Linked DNA regions of Homo sapiens: regions 2 and 3 are each linked to region 1. A link is a contact called in ENCODE Hi-C or POLR2A ChIA-PET data. All regions are on one chromosome and are shown on one strand. Each heading gives the region's core, a stretch centred on a gene start or an enhancer-like site at or near the end of the contact. The rest is flanking DNA. Distances are from core to core; before and after follow the strand shown. Region 1 overlaps EPHB2 (EPH receptor B2). Region 2 overlaps EPHB2 (EPH receptor B2). Region 3 overlaps EPHB2 (EPH receptor B2).

What was found. A loop is a pair of places that touch in the nucleus more often than their neighbours do. ChIA-PET counts read pairs that join two places held with the same protein, here RNA polymerase II (POLR2A). Pooled maps may share reads with other maps.
Region 2: a loop to region 1 is called in a map of PC-9, with 4 times the contacts of the local background. The contact joins two enhancer-like sites. A Hi-C loop is called at or near these places in 2 of 168 maps with a recorded cell type or tissue (PC-9 and posterior vena cava) and 2 of 50 pooled maps. POLR2A ChIA-PET finds 5 or more read pairs at or near these places in 3 of 52 experiments (H1, Panc1 and activated B cell).
Region 3: a loop to region 1 is called in a map of Caco-2, with 10 times the contacts of the local background. The contact joins two enhancer-like sites. A Hi-C loop is called at or near these places in 4 of 168 maps with a recorded cell type or tissue (Caco-2, Right ventricle myocardium superior, astrocyte of the cerebellum and 1 more) and 2 of 50 pooled maps. POLR2A ChIA-PET finds 5 or more read pairs at or near these places in 6 of 52 experiments (A549, AG04450, K562 and 3 more).

The regions. Positions count from the first base shown.
Region 1 is chr1:22,788,237-22,792,677 of GRCh38, reverse strand. The region is part of intron 3 of EPHB2 (EPH receptor B2); the gene reads right to left. Among named protein-coding and RNA genes, the nearest start is that of MIR4684, 71 kb to the right of the region's middle. RefSeq lists enhancers at 1-212, 1,398-1,898. Within about 2 kb of position 2,242, at least 4 of the 41 ENCODE cell types and tissues checked have a DNase peak (open chromatin) inside an H3K27ac peak, as active enhancers do.
Region 2 is chr1:22,824,726-22,829,166 of GRCh38, reverse strand. All of the region lies in intron 3 of EPHB2 (EPH receptor B2), which reads right to left. Among named protein-coding and RNA genes, the nearest start is that of MIR4253, 36 kb to the left of the region's middle. RefSeq lists enhancers at 881-1,402, 1,585-2,124 and a silencer at 1,837-2,131. Within about 2 kb of position 2,471, at least 12 of the 41 ENCODE cell types and tissues checked have a DNase peak (open chromatin) inside an H3K27ac peak, as active enhancers do.
Region 3 is chr1:22,748,801-22,753,241 of GRCh38, reverse strand. All of the region lies in intron 1 of EPHB2 (EPH receptor B2), which reads right to left. Among named protein-coding and RNA genes, the nearest start is that of MIR4684, 32 kb to the right of the region's middle. RefSeq lists an enhancer at 2,679-2,728. Within about 2 kb of position 2,426, at least 21 of the 41 ENCODE cell types and tissues checked have a DNase peak (open chromatin) inside an H3K27ac peak, as active enhancers do.

The sequences.
Region 1 (4,441 bases), core at 993-3,492:
GAGCCCTCCAAGAAGAAGAAAAATCAAGAGCTGAATGATTTCAGTGGATGTCTGATGGATGGATGTATCATGGACAGATGGATGGATGGATGGATGGATGGATGGACCAATGGATGGATAGGAAAGGGGAAGTTGGGGAGGGTGTAGAATTTTTCCTATTTTTAAGAGCAAAGGCCTGAATCACTTGAGTACATTGGCCAGGGTCCCTATCTAATTCCCTTCACAAAAGGCTGGCCTGTGTGGTCTCAGCCCTGGCCTGAGCCTGGGGGTCTGCAGGAGTTGTCTGTCCCCCCTCCTTCTCCCTCAACTGGGTGTCTCCACCCTGTCCTTGAAGAGAAGCAGCAGAATTTCTATGTGGGGGTCTGGGCCTCCCCTCCCACCCAGCATTCCAACCCTCACACCCTTCCCCAGTCAGCATAGCACAGGCTGCCAGCTGGCGGCCTCCCTCCCAGAGCCCACCCCATTGACCGCACCCCACCCCCGCAGACTCCCCCAGACACTTCTGGGCCACTGGTCCAGCCTCTGTAAGAAGGGCTCGAGCTGAAAGCAGGGTGGGAAGGAGGATCCAACTCTGAAGGCCCAGAAAGGACCCCTGGCCCCTCCCTCCCTTGGCTGGGAAGCACAGGATTCTGGAGTGAAACAGAAAATAAAGCCACAGGCATAACATCCCATGCTGGAGAGCATGCCAGCAAACAGGCACTCTCAAAGGCAGCTGCTTGGAGGGTAACTTGGTCCAGCCTTTCTGGAGGGTAATTTGGCAATGTTTGTCAAAAGCTCTAAAAAAAGTACATGCCCTTTGACCCTACAATTCCACGCCTAGAAATGTATCCTACGCAAATATCAGCAGCAATGCAAAAAGACAGAGAAACAATGAGGCTCACCCCAGCATTTGTTTAAGATAGTGAAATACTGCAAGCAATCTATCTGTCAATCAACAGAGCAGTAGTAAATAAATTACGGTACATTTATTCTATGGGATCCTAAGAGCTTCTCCACAATGATGTTATAGCTCTGACATGATATGCAAAGATGTCCACAAAATATTATTATCAAAAATTCTCCTCCTGGGCATGGTGGTTCATGCCTATAATTCCAACACTTTGGGAGGCTGAGGTGGGAGGATCATTTGTGGCCACGAGTTCAAGACCAGCCTGGACAACATAGTGAGATCCTGTCTCTCTGAAAGGAAAAAAAAAAAAAAAAAAAGAAAGAAAGAAAGAAAGAAAGAAAGAAACCCATGTAATTTAAGCAGAAGTCCATTTTTTTCTTAAAACAAAAAATCAGTATGTGTAAATACACATAAATCCACCTGGAAGAACCTATACCAGTTTGTTTCACAGTGCTTATTTCTGGATGATAGGATTATGGGTGATTTTAATTTCTTCCTTTTTGCTTATCAGTAATTTCTAAAGATTCTACAAATAACCTGCATTGCTTTTGTGATAAGGAAAAGTTATTTTTTCCTCAAAATAAAAAGCTCACCAGGAAAAAAAAAAAGTTCACAGGCAAAGACAGTGTTCATAAAAGTCCTTAATCTTATTTTTATAACACTCTTCTGGGTATTTTCTCATTTACTCTGTATAACAGCCCTCTGTTTATTCTGTTTTGCAGATGAGAAAACAAAGGTTGGGAGAGGGTCAGTGGCTCACCCAAGGTCACACAGCTAGTGAGAGGTAGGGCTGGGGTTTGAAAGCAGGTCTCTGAAGCCAAGGTCAAGGAGAGGCCATGAGCTGGGGAGAGAGCAGGGGCTGCACAGCAGGGCAGGGCAGACAAGAGGGAGAGGCTGGGAGGAGAAACCCAGCAGCTGGGAACTGGGGAGTCTGAGCTGGAGCCAGCGAATCAACATGTGCGTGCAACCACCCCGAGCTGGCTAGCAGCCCCTCTCCCCATCCAAGCTAAATATTAAAAATCCCATTACGTCCGATAGCATCGCAGCAATCATGCTCACTGCGGAACTGCCTCCAGATCCCTCGCAGATGCGGGTTGGCCACTGGGAGAGAACAGAGCAAGGTCCCCAAAGAAGGCTAGGTTGGGGGTTCCTGCTGGGCAGGCAGAAGTGGGACTGAGGTGGGTAAGGAGAGACCAAGGAGAACAGGGATCTGGAGACAGGCAGGCTTGGAGAAACTGGGGCAGGGGAACATTCACAATCACACCTATCATACTCTAGAAAGAGTCAGAGAAACAGACTTGGGTGCGGGCAGCTGCTGCAAAGAAGGCATTCCAGGGACACCTTCTGCCACTCCCAGCAGACCTGCTGGCAGGAAGCCCCAGCGGGGACTGGGGTTGGGGAGGGAACAGGGCTCTTCTAAAGGAAGTCCCAGGAATCCTCACCTGGCAGCTGTATGCCCAGTGTAGACCCCGATTAGGCATGCGATAAAAAATGAACAGGTGAATAAATAGGGGAAAATTGTGTCCTAATCCCTATACACTGCAAAGCCCTTTCTACCCATCAAATATGCCTTGTACTGTCACACCTTGGGGCCTTTATTCGTATAGTTCTCTCTGCCTACAATTCCCTTCCTCCCTACCTTCACCCATCCAAATCCTACTCACTCTTCAAGGCCTAATTCAAATGCTACTCCCTCCTTGAAGCCTTCTGAGATACCCAGTCATACAAGATGGCTTTTTCCTCATATTCTCAAAGCACTTTGCCTGGATGGATCTCATTTGTGGCAGCACCATACTCTGCCTCGTTCCCTGGGTGTCTGAGTCCCCTGCTCACCCAGGAGCCACTTCAGACCAAGCCCTGAGTGTCAGGGTTTCTCAGGGACCCTCTGCCTGGAATGCTTTCCCCACAGCCTTCTCAGGCCCATCAGCTCAATGATACCTCTTCCAGGAAGCCCTTCCTGAAGCACGGCCACTTTTTGATCTCTATTGTTGCACAATTCTTTCCCCCTTCACTCATCACATTCTGCAACTAGTTTATTTATTTGCTCACTGACTTTTTCTTCTGTCTTCTCCTATCCACCCACTCAGACAAAAAACTCTGGGAGGGCACTGATGTGTCCGTCTTGTTCATTTCCGTATCTCCCTGCACCTGGAATGTGTCTGGCTCACAGCAGGTATGCAACGCATATTTGTTAGAGGGCTAAATGACCCACAGAGGTTACTCAAAACATGCATGTTGAATGGTTGGCTTCCCCAGGCCCCTCCCCTCTCCCGCTGTGCCCTGTACACAGTAGGCACCAGAGAAGTTGGTCAGATTGAATCAGTTTAGCCCACTCACTGCACTGGGAACTAGTAAGCCTTTGTTCACCATCACTGCCCACACCAGGAATGGTGGCCACTCCCTCTGAGGACTCCCCCACTCTCCATCTGCCAAGAAGACTTAATCCAGCCTTATTTTCTCTAATTTATATTAACAAAGCAATGGATGTTTTCCTATTAAATTATATCTCAATATTAAATGCATCTTTTCAAACCACATCCTCTTAGAGATTCTGCTAATGTTCCACTGCCCCAGGGAGGACAATCCCTGGGGTGGTGTTGGGGCTGGGCTAGTGTCCTTTCTTTGGCCTTAGGTCCCAGCTTGGTCCAGCCAAACATGTGTTATCACATCGTGCGTCTGAGCTCATGGTCCTGGTACAGAATCATCAGGACTGCTTGTTTAAAAATGCTGATTCCAGCTGGGCACGGTGGCTCATGCCTGTAATCCCAGCTTTAGGGAGGCTAAGGCAGGTGGATCACTTGAGTCCAGGAGTTCGAGACCAGCCTGGTCAACATGGTGAAACCCCATCTCTACTAAAAATACAAAAATTAGCTGGGCATGATGGTGCACGCCTGTAATCCCAGCTACTCAGGAGGCTGAGGCACAAGAATTGCTTGAACCCAGGAGGCAGAGCTTGCAGTGAGTTGAGACTGCACCACTACGCTCCAGCCTGAGTGATAAAGTGAGACCCTGTCACAAAAAAAAAAAAAAAAAAACAAAAACAAAAGACAAAAAAACAAAACAAAATAAACCCTGCTGATTCTTGGCCCCATCTCAGAGCCACATTCCCAGACCTGGGGGAGAGGTTTGAGTCAGACCCAGAAACCTGCACTTTAACCAACTAACCAGGTGACTCTGATCCACAATAAAGGTTGAGAAGCCCTAAGCTAGAGGACGAGAAAGCACTTGGCCAATGTTACTTGGATGTGAGCTGGAATCACCATTCCTGCACGTCCTGCTCCAGCAGGGCCAGTGCCTATGGGGCTTGGGCTGCAGCAGCCTCACATCTGGGTGACAGCAGCACAGGCCACAGCAACAGCTGGTGTCCTTCTGGGCTCCCTGAGCTCATTAATCACACCCTGACTGGACCCCACTCACACTCAGTGGATGGCTGGGCTGGGCTGAGGCCTTGGGGAGGCTTTCAGGTCCAGGGGAAGATGAGAGTGGAAGGGAGCCTGGAAGGGAGCCAGGGCTGGGCACACCTTAACCCTGCCCCACCTTGCACCCTCACCA
Region 2 (4,441 bases), core at 1,222-3,721, 36 kb before region 1:
GCTCTGAGGAGTAACGAGTCAGTCAGTGTCACGTGCTTTGCACAGGATCTGGCACAAGACACGTAAAATGTTCTTGCAGCACTCACAATCTCTAATTCTTGATGTGACACTACGGCACCTGAATATTGAATATTCCACAGTTCTTGACTATGACATTCTATTACTATAGCATTCTATAATTCCTGCCTGTAAGTCTACAAGTGAATATTCTATGCGTGTGTGTTTACTGTAACAGTCTACAGTTCTGTGACTGCACCGTTCTAAAATTCCTGCTTGTGAGGCTACAATTTTAATAGTCTATGGTGGTACAATTCTGTAATTCTATGATTTTAACCCTTTTATGCCTACAACATTCTAAAGCTCCTGCCTCTTGGCCTCTCTGTGCCTAGTCGTCTTAGTGCTTCAATGATTAAATGATTGCAACATTCTATAATTCTATGATTACAACCTTTCTAGGCCTGTAACATTCTAAAATTCTTGCTTGACTGTGATTTTAACACTGTGCATTTCTGTGGCCGTGACAGGCGGTGACTGTGATGTCACGTGAGCCTGTCATCTTGGGTTGTCTGACCTCGTCACCTTCCCCTACTGCTAGCCCCTGGCTGCTTGACCGTTCTATCAGTGTTCACAGTTCTCTCCGAAAGGTCTCCAGCTTTCTTTTACAGTCTGGACCCTCTGGCCTCTTCCTGCCAGAACAAGGATTGGGTCAACTCAATGCTCATCCGTGCAGATGTAGAAGAGGCTCCAGGAGCTGCTAGGTGGGGTGGGCACGGCTGGGCTGGGGAGCTGGAGGGGCCCGGATGCCTCGACTGCTTCCCAAGCCACAGTGTTGGGTGAGTCATGGACCAGTGTAGGCCCTGCTGCTACTTCTGCCAGGGTCCATGGAGAGGCATATGCACCCACTCATGAACCCCACACTGCAGTCCCTGAGGAGCTCAGCCCCTGGTGGTGTCCCTGCTCTAGTCACTGACACAAGATCTAAAACAGCCATGAGCCTGGGCAGCTGGCTCAACCCAGAGAGAACTGAGTGGGGGTGGCTATAGCCCATCAGTGGCCCAGGGCTGGGGAAGCAGAACAGAGATCCCCCATGGCCACCTCTGCTTTGAAATGTTTGTCTTTGCTTGGGCATCAAAAGTGGCCTCTTTCTCCTTATTCTGAGTGTGTGGCTGTGTGGACACACACATGACTGTGAGTGCTCACGTTTATAGCCCTGGCTCTGTCTCTGTATCACTGTGCATGTCCCTCACGTGCAGGTCTCTAAATGCATGTGGATGGTGAAGGCCCCTGGAGCAAGGCCAAGGGTCTGTCACCTTTTGGCTTGTTATCTCTGCAGTCGCCTGAGTCCTGGCGGAGCCATTTCCAGGCGTGAGTGAGACAGGGAACAGGAGGGTTAGCAGGTAGCACTCAGAATTAGGCTTCTTTTAACTCTTCTGACTCTGTGTAAAGCACTCTGGGCTCTAGCACTTCACCACCATCATCACTGGCATGGTTTGATTGAGGACTTACTATGACCCAGGCGCTTTACATGAGTCTCCTAAATTAAGTCTTCACAGTGACCTCACGAGGTAAGTGCCATCATTACCCATTTTCTAGATGAGAAAATTGAGATTTCAGGAGATGCATCCCAAAGTCACTGGCTGGTTAGCAGTCAGGTTGCATGCAGGCTTGACGGACAGCAAAGCCACTACTATGTATAACACTACCATGCTAAAGGCCAGGCTGGCGGCCACTGGACCCTTGCGGAGAATACACTGGGGACGAGGGGCACCTCTCTTCCACCTGCTCCTGCGGGCCCCTGCTGTGAGCCAGGTTGGGAGCAGAGCACACACAGATGGGAGCAATCCAGTTCCTGCCATGAATATATTCAATGCAAGACAAAAGAGAGGACCTGGGCCTGGGGGCGGCACATGTTCCAGGGGCTCCGAGGACAGACTGACACATTCATCTGGGGAAGCCAGGGAGGGCTCTCTGCAGGTGGCCTGGTCTGAGCTGGATCTGAAGAAATGTGAGGAGTTTCCATGAGCAAGGGAGGGGAATCGAGAAAGGTGAGGGGTTCTTCTCCTTTCATAGAAATCTTGTGCTCTGGTAGGGAGGAAGCGGGGCAGGAGCTCTGGATTCCATACTCATTTACTAAGAATTTCAGGAAAAACTGGTTTAGCTCAGACTGGACTGAAAGCAAAGATCAACTGGAGGTCAAAGGCAGGGGGAGGGGACTGTGGGACATCCAGAAAGAACCTGGCTCAATTTATAAACCCTCTCTAGGTTTGGACCTGTGTCAGGCCACGGGGACACAGTGAGCCAGACTGGCTCCAGCATTGCTGGAAGAGCTTGCTGTCCTGGGGGAGGCAGGCGTGACAGCATTTCTCAGGGCCAGACAAGGAGGGAGCTGTGGGACATCCAGAAAGAACCTGCCTCAATTCATAAACCCTCCCTGGGTCCGGACCTGTGTCAGGCTGCGGAGACACAGTGAGCCAGACCAGCTCCAGCACGGCTGGAAGAGCTCACTGTCCTGGGGGAGGCAGGCGTGACAGCATTTCTCAGGGCTGGACAAGAACAGACTCTTTAGAAACGGAAATGGTCTTTTGTGGCCCTTGGAGACTACCTCTCCAGTCCTCCGATGCCAGGAGCAAGGATGCCTTCCCCCTTGAGAGATCACTGGGAGAGAAGTGTTGCTTTAGAACTGGTCAAAACCAAATTGTCTGTTAGAATCAGCATCCAAATCTAAACATCAAAAGTTTAAATTCTCCTAGAATTCCTGGGCCCCTGAGAATATATTTGGGACCCTCTCCCCATTCTGGGGTTTGCAGACCCCAGTTGCAGAAAGTGTGAGCTATATTCTGGGAACTGGTACTACAAGGAAATGCCAAACATACTCCTTAAGCCCAAGGCCGTGGGGAGAGGCAGGTGCGCCCACCTTTTTCTAAAGAGTGCACTATCTATGCTTCTGGAGGTCACACTGAACGCACTTAGTAGACTCACTGCCTGAAGGAAGGCAGCCTCCCTGCCTCCTGCTTCCTCACTCCAATTCACTCCCGCACTGCCAGTGGCCAATCAGCTGATCTAGCTACTCTCCTGCTCAGAATCTGGCCGTGGCTCCCCAGTGCCCTCAGGGTTACAGCTTAAATCCCTGAGCTGGCATCCAGCCTCAGCAGGGGCCTCCTCACTCCTCAGGCCTCAGCCTTCAACCCACCCTGCACTCTTAGCTCCCAGCCACTCTGGGACAAGGGATCTGACTCAGATCCTGGACTCTCCCCTCCCCACCTCAGACACCAGCCAGCATCCCCCCAGACGATCCTCATTTGTCTAACTCTCTTGGCAGATGCTTCTCTGGCTCCTGCCAGGGGCAGACATGTTGATTTGGTTTCCCACCTGCAGCAGGGTCCTGGTGACCAAGGCAGCCACTGCCTCCTCAGCTAGTTCCTGCTTTGCCTTGCAAAAGGCAGAGGCCACACCTGGCCCCCAGGGTGGCCCTAGCCCCTGGCTCCCACTTAGTTCTCCTGCTCCAGATGTCAGGTTTTCTGAGCCAGCTGTACATCTATTCTCTAACTCTGGCCAACGCATGAGGGGGTTCAGAGAGCATCTTGTTCTCCCTCTTCCTGCCCCTTCCAACTTATGGATGGGAGTGAGGTGTAAGCCCAGAGAGGGTGAGAGACTTGAAGGTAGCAGCAAAGCTAGGCCTGAGACCTGGGTATCCTGAGTCCTGGACCAGTGCTCCGCTCACCCCCTGATCTAGGCTCCTTCCCAGCCCTCTCCACTCTTGACCCAAGGGTGGCTGTCATAGTGTGTGTTCCAACTGGATCATCCGAGGAGTTAGGTGTGTATGCAGATCACCCCTGAAAAACTGCATCTTTGGTGAAAGCGGGATGCCAGCATCTAGGTTATCAGCCCCATCTCATTAGCCCCATCCATGGATTAGATCTTCCTTCCTTCTGACCATCTATCCAACTGTATAACTAACGAATGGGGCTGATAACCTAGAATGGCTCAGAGAGGTCAAGTGCTTTTCCTAAGGTCACACAGGAATCCAGGTTTACCTGAATCGGAGCTTATGTCCAGAAAGTATGGTCAGTTTACGGGGTCTTCTTGAGATCAAGGTGCAGTCACAGACTATGCTCCTGACCTATGAATGTTCTAGGAGCTCCTGATGACTTGAGAATACTTCCTTGAGAAGATGAGGAAAGTGTCCCATCCCCAAGTCCCCTTCCCGCAGGGCTGCAGAGGAGCCAGGCTCTGTTACCAGCTCTGCCCATCGCTGGGCTGTCTGGCAATGCCCCTGGGAACCTGGCACTGGCCAACCCACCCTGCCCTGGCCACAGGTGCCCTGGGACGGAATGCTCACGGGGCTGCCATCCCAGGCTGGAGCTGAAAATTAAATTAAAACCACGACAGGGACAGTTAATTAAAGCAGATTAGCGCGAGACTAATTAGGGACACTGACACT
Region 3 (4,441 bases), core at 1,177-3,676, 40 kb after region 1:
CCAGGGTCACACAGCCAAGATTTGGGAAAACTGGCCTGTAAATCCAGGGTTGCCCAACTCTGGAGCTCACACTCTTTCTTCCATACCACAATGCCTAAACCAGTAGTGGGTGAAAAAGACTGTTGACTGGAAGAACAGATGGGAAACAAAATATCAGCCTGGGCCAGGTGTAGTGGTTCATGCCTGTAGTCCCAGCACTTTGGGAGGCCAAGACAGGAGGATCACTTGAGCCCAGGAGTTCAAGAGCAGCCTGGGCAACATAGTGAGATCCTGTCTCCAAAAAAAAAAAACATAGCCCAGCATGATGGCATGCACCTGTAGTCCTAGCTAATCAGGAGGCTGAGGCAGGAAGATTGCTTGAGCCCAGTAATCTGACGCTGCAGCAAGTCATGACTATACCACTGCACTCCAGCCGGGGCGACAGAGCAAGACTCCAATTCAAAACATATGTGTGTGTGCATGTGTGTGTGTGTACGTGTAAGTATAAATATATACTTTATAAATATTAAAATACATGAAAATAATATTAAAATATTAAAAATGTATTTACATGCACATATTTTTATATACAAATATATAGATCAGCCTGGATCCAACTCTGCTCAGGCCTTCTTCAGAGGCTCTTACTAAAAAGCAGGTTTTAATTCCCTTGTATGTCCTGACTACGTGGTAATTTTATATTTTATTTTATTATTTTATTTTATTTTTGTATTATTTTATTTTATTATTTTATTATTATATTTTATTATTATTCTTTCTTTGAGGCAGGGTCTCACTCTGTAACCCAGGCTGGAGTGCAATGGTGCAACCTCAACCTCCTGGGCTCAAGCCATCCTCCCACCTCAGCTTCCCAAGTAACTGGGATAACAGGTGCACACCACCATGCCCAGCTAATTTTTGTATTTTTGTAGAGATGGGTTTTCGCCGTGTTTCCCAGACTGGTCTTGAACTCCTGGGCTCAAGGAATCTGCTTGCCTTGGCCCCCCAAAGTGCTGGGATTATGGGCGTGAGCCCACCCCACCTAGTAATTTTAGAGTGTTGCACACTTTTCTGCCTACACAAGGAATAAAAACAATCATAAATAACACCTGTGAAGTAGGTCAGACATTTCCAAGAACACTCATCATGTTTAAGTTTCACAATAACCCTGCATGGTTTCACTGGACAGATGAAGAAACTGAGGCTGGGAGTGGAGAAATGACCAACCCAAGGCCACACGGAACTAGTGAACGCCCAAATCCAAAGCCTGTGACTGGTGTCACTGTGCACAGGGTGGAACTCCAGACCGAAGCCTGATTTTTAAAGAAGACAGCCCCCAACTTGGGGTATTCTCATCTCTATGATGGGGACAATGGCCCTAATTCATTCTCCGCTTCCCAGGACCCTCATGGAGAAAGCTGGTGGCCTTCATGACAAAGGAGGCAGCCCTGCAGCGAGGCAACTCCAGAAGGAGCTGACATCATTCCCGCCTTTCTGTGTGGCAGGTGATCCTCCCAGCCCACTGTCTTTGATCTTGTACATCCCCATTTCCTACCTGAGGATGGCACAGCTTGCAGGGGCTAAGCATCCTAAAGAAAGCCACATAGTGGGTATACGGCAGAACCAGGACTTGAACCCAGGGTCAGCTCGCATCTCTCAAGGCAGAGGCTGTGAAAGCTTCTGGAAAGGCGTAAAGGTAGGGAAGGTGAGCCCTGACCAGCAGGCTGAGGACAGAGCTCCCCACTCAGGCTCTGTTGAGACTTGGAAGACAAGGTAAAGACATACAACAGATGTCAGCTCAGCAGTGGCCAAAATGCTGACTTGGGCTTGGGCCTTGGGGCTCAGATCTGCCTGTTCCCAGAACAGCAGAGATAACAGGGATCCTGTTACAGCACCGGGACACTTCTGGGCAGGTGAGCACACCTCTGTGCTCCTGCCACCTGGCGCCCCATCAGTCCTGCGTGCAGGAAGCAGATGGGCGTGGGTGGCAGGTGAGCGCTCCCATCTGTCCTGGCAGCCTCCAGGCTCACTCGCTGTGTGACCTCTGCTAGGTCCCATCCCCTCTCTGTTCTTCAGAGCATCCCCCTCCACCAAATGAAGGGCTTGGACTGACCAGTGTTCTTCAAACTTCAGTAGCCCTTGAACTACTGTTAGGACTTTGGCTATTTCCACACAACCACTTGAACTCCACTTTACTTTTAAATTGGCTCACCTATTTTCATGGAAATAAATTCATCAGTAAAGGAAAAAATCAGGCTACTGCTGGAACTAGAAGAGAGCCAGCACCAATTCTGAGAATCAGAGGTAGTCTGGGGAGATGCTTAAGAGCATGGGCTCTGGGGCCTGCTGCCTGGATTCCTAGTCCTTGCTCTGACACTCTGGAGGTGTGACCCAGGCAGGTTACTCAACCTCTCTGTGTATCAGCTTACTCATCTGGAAGGTGGATAATAGCACCTGTCTCATAAAGTCGTAATGGGGATGAAATATTTGTAATATTTGCAAAGCACTTAGAAAGTGCCATTTGTATGTTTGTTAAATAAAAATATATAAGCTAAACTATTCATGATGAAAACAAGATGATGTCCTGGCATTCCAGCTCCCTAGCAGGTTCTGAGCTTGAAGTCTGCTTTTCCCAATTGAAAAGGGAGATTAGGGGCTGTCAGAGAGGTGTTAGAGACATGCTGGCAGGAAACAGAGACTTTCTCCATGAGTAATCAGCAGGCACGGAGGAGAAGGGAAGGGGAACTTTCTTACTGTGTGATTCAGCGTTATTTAATGCCATTTCCGTGTTCCCCTGGAGCCTGCTCCGTCTGACACTCATGTAAACACAGGACTAAAGCACATCAGAAGTCTGGCTCTGGTGACCCAGGACTCCAGAAAGAGAAGAGAGCAAAGCTCTGATGCCACAGAAGGGTCCGGGCCTCAGCACCCATCCCAGCCCATCTCTCCTGCTCCCCCTGCCCCTTGCCTGCTGAAAATCCTTCTACTGCCCCAGCCACTACCTTCCCTGGATTGTAGGGCTGCCCCAATATAAACTACCCCACTGCCTTTCTTTTCATAGAGAGGTGGCCCATGGGAGAAGTTGAGATAAGGATTCTGGACTTTAAATTCCACATCTGACACTTGCTTGCTGTGTGACCTTGGGCAAGTCACATCCCTGCTCTGGTCTGTTTCCTCATCTGCCAAGTAAGAATATAACTGCCTTCTTCAGGGGGCCTTGGGGGCTTATTAATGAGATAATGCAGGTTAAGGTCTTTGCACAGCTCTGAGTGCACAGCTGGCACTCAATGAATGACAGTTGTTACTATAAATAAATTCAAAATTTGAGAAGAAAGTCCTTTGTCAAACCACACGTCTTGATTAGGGTAACTTCATGTATCCCCTCCTCATCCCCATCCTTTTGTCCGTATGTCTTTCTAGGTGTTCCATGAGGGCAGGGACCAGCTGACTCATCTCAGTATCTTCAGCCCCCAGTATAGGGTCTGGAACCCAATGGAGGTCCAGCTGAGTGAGTGAATGAATGAACGAATGAATGAATGAATGGCTCCGGTAGACATAAGCCACCCTGTGGACGGGGAGGAGACAGCATCCTTCCCCTCTCCATCCTGGGCCCAATACCTTCACCTTCCTTTCCCCTTCCCTCAAAGAGGAGCCAGGAGGGACAGCTCCCCTGGCAATGGGAGCTGATGTCACATAGGATCTGTGACACAAGACAACCAAGAAACACCTGTTGTCACCCACAGAACCAAACACCTTGGTCTGAATCCTTCAATTCACTTCCAGGTTTCTGGTGGATCTTTATCATGTGCCCAGACCTGGGTGAGGCAGTGTTGGGGGTAGAGAGTTCTAGAAGAAATGCACATCCCAGTCCCTGCCCTGCATTCCTCTTTTTTTCCAGGGCACCAACATGCTGGCCAAAAGCAAAGCCAGAAAGTAAAAAGGAGGCTGGGTGTGGTGGCTCACACCCTAATCCCAGTACTTTGGGAAGCCAAGGTGGGCAGATCGCTTGAGGTCAGGAGTTCGAGACCAGCCTGGCCAACCTGGTGAAACCCTGCCTCTATTAAAAATACAAAAATGAGCTAGGCGTGGTGGCACCTGCCTGTAGTCCCAGCTACTAGGGAGGCTGAGGCATGAGGATCACTTGAACCCAGGAGGCGGAGGTTGCAGTGAGGCGAGATCCCACCACTGCACTCCAGCCTGGGCAACAGAGTGAAACTCCATCTCAAAAGAAAAAAAAAAAGCCACAAAGTAAAAAGGAAAGAATGGGACAGGCGCCGATGACCAGCAGCTCACAGACAAGAGGGCCCATGACGTGTAGCCTACCTTGTTGGTTTTCATAAAATGCGATACATTCTACTAGGTTGGTGCAAAAGTAATTCTGGTTTTTGCCATTACTTTCAAAGGCAAAAACCACAATTACTTTTGCACCAACCTAATATTATTTCTAGAAAGAATTGGAGGA